2 separate regions of the Homo sapiens genome follow, and region 2 is linked to region 1. Evidence: chromatin loops called from intact Hi-C (ENCODE). Cell type or tissue: mammary epithelial cell. All regions are shown on one strand.

The links. Peaks named below come from ENCODE experiments on the same cell type or tissue, not always from the same donor. Only the 100,000 strongest peaks of a DNase experiment are listed, where the experiment ranks them.
Region 2: a loop joins it to region 1, with 3 times the contacts of the local background. A loop is called at or near these places in 17 of 110 quality-filtered maps.

The regions. Positions count from the first base shown.
Region 1 is chr22:19,960,892-19,963,391 of GRCh38, forward strand. It overlaps COMT (catechol-O-methyltransferase), which reads left to right. Exons shown (of 6, transcript NM_000754.4): 2 at 308-398; 3 at 1,636-1,924. The coding sequence starts at 1,636. Among named protein-coding and RNA genes, the nearest start is that of MIR4761, 1.6 kb to the right of the region's middle. RefSeq lists enhancers at 1,203-1,918, 1,919-2,500. In mammary epithelial cell, a CTCF peak has its summit at 1,540 (motif pointing right); DNase peaks (open chromatin) are centred at 1,610 and 2,300; H3K4me3 peaks cover 645 bases; H3K27ac peaks cover 512 bases.
Region 2 is chr22:20,083,681-20,086,180 of GRCh38, forward strand. It overlaps DGCR8 (DGCR8 microprocessor complex subunit), which reads left to right. Exons shown (of 14, transcript NM_022720.7): 2 at 2,007-2,500. The coding sequence starts at 2,284. MIR3618 (microRNA 3618) reads left to right here and starts at 2,066; the gene lies at 2,066-2,153. MIR1306 (microRNA 1306) reads left to right here and starts at 2,378; the gene lies at 2,378-2,462. RefSeq lists an enhancer at 1-102. In mammary epithelial cell, a CTCF peak has its summit at 1,421; no DNase peak of the experiment used is centred here.

The DNA of each region.
Region 1 (2,500 bases):
TCCTCTTGTGGTTCACAAGGTGCAGGTGCACACACACATAGCCCACAGGGCAGTGTGGACAGGGACCAGGAGACTGCCCCTGGGGTCCCTGGCTGGGGGACACTAGTAGGGATGTCCCTTGGCCTCTCTGAGGCCTTCTGCTGTCTCTTCTGAGGCCGGAAAGGCGAAGCACTGCCCTCGCCCTGCTAGGGAAGGCTCAGGCCAGGCTGGCCCTATCCGGGGAAGGGGCTCAGGTATCTGGACCTTGGTCATCGCCAGGTTAGGGTTTATGTTGATGATTATCCAAAGGCAAAATTGATTTCCACAGAAATAACATCTGCTTTGCTGCCGAGCTCAGAGGAGACCCCAGACCCCTCCCGCAGCCAGAGGGCTGGAGCCTGCTCAGAGGTGCTTTGAAGGTGAGTTGGCCAACGGAAGCCGGGGCAGTGCCAGGGTGGGTACAGATTCCGGCCCGGTGCATGGGCACAGGTCTGCTGAGCACATGTCCACTCTGCCTGTGTAAATAGGCCACATGGCCTGAAATCCCCTAGAAGCCTGGTGTCCGCATGACCTCCCCCTAGGGCGGAGCCTCTGCTTCCCTGTTCTCTTCTGCTCTGTCCTCTGGTGCCCTGAGGCTGGCCTCCAGGGGTGTCCCCTCTGTGGCCCTAGGCCTGCCTCCTTGCCTGGGTGTGCCTTTCTAAAATGGAGCGTCCAGCAGAGAGTGGGATCTCCTATGCCACTGGGAGCCCAGGGCCCCATCCCAGAAAGACCTCTGAGTGAGCACAGGGGCCCTAGAAGAAGTTTCCTTGTGTCCTTCCCGTTTTAGGGTCTGTGACCTGAACCCCTGGGCTTCTGCCTCAGGCCTCCTGTGCTCTGCTCTCTGCCTGCTGGGTCCCCTCACCAGGCTTCTGTCTGGTTCCCAGGCTACCTGCCTGGAGGGTCACACCAGGAGGATTTCAAACAGGTTTCAAGTGGGGTCACTTGCCATCACTGTGCCCCACGAGGTACACTGTTGTGGGCGGCAGGGCTGGCCTTTCTCATCTGGGACATGCCACGTTGCTGTTCCCAAGGGGAGTGGTGAGTGGGTCTGTCCTGGTGTGCCTGGCCTGGGGACTGCCAGTGTCCTTACTTGGACACTCAATGAAAAGGCCACATGAATCCCTGGGGCGTCCAGAGCATGGGTGACCAGCACGGGCTCACCACATGAGGCCAAGGGGCTGCACCATACAGCCTCTCCTTTGGCCACCCGTGACTACCCCCAACTCCGGGCCATGGGGCTTCCCTACCCCTGGGTGTCCTCTAAGCCAGCTGGGAGACAACAGCCTGAGTCCGTGTCTGCTTCTGTATTTTGTGTGGTTTTAGAGGATCCCTGGGCTGCCTGGGGAAGCACCCAGGGCCAGGGAGTGTGACCCTGCAGGCTCCACACAGGACTGCCAGAGGCACACACCTGCTCTGTCTACCCGAGGGCACCAGAGGGCACGAGAAGGCTGGCTCCCTGGCGCTGACACGTCAGGCAACTGAGGCACAAGGCTGGCATTTCTGAACCTTGCCCCTCTGCAAACACAAGGGGGCGATGGTGGCACTCCAAGCAAAGGGGCGTGTGGGTGCTGCAGGAGGAGCACAGAGCACTGGCGCCCCTCCCCTCCCGCCCTGCAGATGCCGGAGGCCCCGCCTCTGCTGTTGGCAGCTGTGTTGCTGGGCCTGGTGCTGCTGGTGGTGCTGCTGCTGCTTCTGAGGCACTGGGGCTGGGGCCTGTGCCTTATCGGCTGGAACGAGTTCATCCTGCAGCCCATCCACAACCTGCTCATGGGTGACACCAAGGAGCAGCGCATCCTGAACCACGTGCTGCAGCATGCGGAGCCCGGGAACGCACAGAGCGTGCTGGAGGCCATTGACACCTACTGCGAGCAGAAGGAGTGGGCCATGAACGTGGGCGACAAGAAAGGTGGGGTCCGGGCCAGCAGGTGCTCAGCTCTGGGACAGGGACCCAGGACCAGGCATCAAAGCCCTTACAGGAGAAGCTGTTATCACCCCATTTCCAGGGGGCTGGGAACCCTGGGATATGCCCAGATAGGGCTGGGGGGCTCCTCTGGAGTCCCAGGGTGCCAGGGTCCCTGATGACCCCTGCAGGCCCTGCTGCCTGCTGCCCCAGGACAACAGGCCCCCACACTCACAGGGTCTGACGGTGGTGCAGTTCCCCTTGAACTCTGTTCTGGCCACCATGGGACCTGCCTGGGGACCAGTCAGACAGGTTCTCCTGGGCCCGCCTCCCGCTTGAACTTCAGCCTGGGGCACAGGATGTGTTACCGGGCTCACGGAGTGACTCAGGGAACTAGTGCCGCCCCAGGGCCCCAAGGTGGGCGGTTCGGTGATTCAGAGAGGGCAGCTCTGTGTTAGGACACACTGGGGCCAGCCAGGAAGGGTGGAAAAGATAGGGACCAGCGTGAGCATAGAGGCTAAGGGACCATGGGAGCTCCAAGCGCGCTCACAGTGGGGACCAGGTCCTGGGGGCTGGGGACAC
Region 2 (2,500 bases), 120 kb after region 1:
GAATCATGGATTGACTCACCAGGGTCTCTATGGGACTGCCAGGTTCTGAGGTGTGTGGCCCTGGTCTTCCTTGTAATCTGTGGCACTGGGCGCATTGACCCCTCGGTCTGTTTTCTCTAATGGTCTTTCTTGGTTGCCAGGAGACTGACCTCACCCCACTTAGTGTTCCTCATGCCTGCCTGGTTGCTGCCCACAGCCTCTTGAGCGTCTTCAGCACTTTATAGTCAGTTGTTAGCTCTGTGCTGTGTTTCCTGGATCCTCAGCACCTTTGATGGACACATCTTTGGGAACATACGGTGTGAAATTCCCATTAGATTCAGAAATGTTAGGACATCTTAGAATCCAGGAAATGGGGTGACAGTGCAGTGGTCATTGACCTGCCAGTGTGTCCAGGCCCTGTGACCTTGTCTCTTGTCCATATAGTGCGTTCCTCGGAGTAGATGGCCAGTGGATAGTTGTTAAATGTATTGATTAAACCTAAACTAGTCTCTGGTTTTCATGTTGTGTCCCCTTCGAAGTACATCCACCATGCCTTGTCCCTTGTTAAATGTGTGATGTCTGCATCTCCTGTTCTTTCCGGGAATCTTGGGAGGATGTTAGGTCATGCAGTGCGGTTTGCATGTGTGCATCTTTACTGGTATGCACGCATGTGCATGCATGCGTGTTCCTGTGCACGTTGTGGGAGTGTGCATGTGCGTGTGTCTGCATGTGTTCCTTCTGCTCTGATGCAGGGTTTTCTGGCTGCCCCCTCAGACCCATCTTCCCTGCTTCATGTTGTCCCTTTCTTCATGCTTCCTCTGTAGTAAGGCTTCCTAGAGTTGCATCCTTAACCCTCATCTCTGGGTGGCCTTCCTCCTGTGGGTTTGGCGACTACCTCCTCAGTGCGTCCTGGCCTTCCGTATCTGGACCAGTCATGGCTCCAGAGTTGTGGCCTCGGCACCTTCAGAGCCTGCCTGGAGGTCCCCTCTGTTCTCCTCGCCAGGCTCCTGCCTGCATGCTGGAATTTGGGTGTCCTTCCTTGTCTTTAGTTCCCTCTTTTCTCTGCTATCCACCTCCGTTGGGTCAACAAGTGCGGTCAGTTCTGTGACACTGTTCTTGGCCCATTGCCAGGGCCTCTTTCACACCTTTGTCCTCTGGCCTGGAGGACTGTCCCCGTGCCTTGGATGCAGTTGCTTCTGCCTGGCACAGCTGTGGGTCTCCCCTCTCAAGTAGGAACCTACTTGTGGCATGAGAGTCGCTTCACCTTCAGTGGCTCCTTATTGTCCCCAGGGCGGAACGGGCTGCAGGTGGCACCCAGGCCTCTCTGTGCCTCGGCTCCAGCTGTCTCTTGTGGCTCCCCACCCCAAATCCTGGCAGGTCCCTTCCCCACAGCCACCCACCCCTCTCCTCCATCGGGAACAGAACTATGCTGCCACCTCTGGTGACCTCAGCACGCTGCATCACTGTCCCCGTCCACGTGCTACCCTGTGGGCCCAGGAGAGCCCTGGGGTCCCTGGGTAGCAGAGCGCCTGGCCATGCCTCTGAGGCCCCTAGTGCCGCAGAGTTGAGCTGAGGGTCTCGCGCTCGCCCTCTGACTGACCCAGCCCTTGCAGGTGAGTGGATTGCTGTGCTCTGGTGGCCTGAGGGAGGCCACGCGCCTTCTGTGTGTTCCAGAAAGGGTGCCTCCCACTGCATGCTTGCTTATCTGAGTTAGAAGAATGCTGTGGTGGAGTTTAGTGTAAATTTTTAAAATATTTTTTGAGCCTTATGATTATATAGTTTTTGTGTTTCTGAAGTAGGAATTAAAGTGGGCATTAACAAAATATTTAACTTTGGACTTAAGTTATAATTCAGGTTCTGAAGAATAAAAGTAAGGTTAGTTTGTTTTGATGCCTAAAAAGTCCTCTTAGGGAATATTATTTTGAAGCCCTTTACTATGCTGTTAATAGTGCTTGGCTTTTAACTTGGTACCAGGGAATTGGAAGGTTTCTGTCATTTTGTGACGATATTTTTAAATTTCTTTGCAGGTAGAAGAAGAAAGGTGCCACTCCGGCATGAAGACAGACTCGCTTAGTCGCCAGTCACTTAAGCTGAGTGCATTGTGATTTCCAATAATTGAGGCAGTGGTTCTAAAAGCTGTCTACATTAATGAAAAGAGCAATGTGGCCAGCTTGACTAAGCCGCCAGCGCACAGCGCGGCAGGACGCGCCCGGGTCTCAGCGGACTTGTGCATGTTAGCTGTGTAGATTTATGTGAGGGCTTGTAAAACTCTGGTCTTGTAAACTAGTCTTAAGCGCTTTTAATATGGAGACAGATGAGAGCCCCTCTCCGCTCCCGTGTGGGCCCGCAGGAGAAGCGGTGATGGAGAGCCGAGCTCGCCCCTTCCAAGCGCTGCCCCGTGAGCAGTCTCCACCACCTCCCCTGCAAACGTCCAGTGGTGCAGAGGTAATGGACGTTGGCTCTGGTGGTGATGGACAGTCCGAACTCCCTGCTGAGGACCCCTTCAACTTCTACGGAGCTT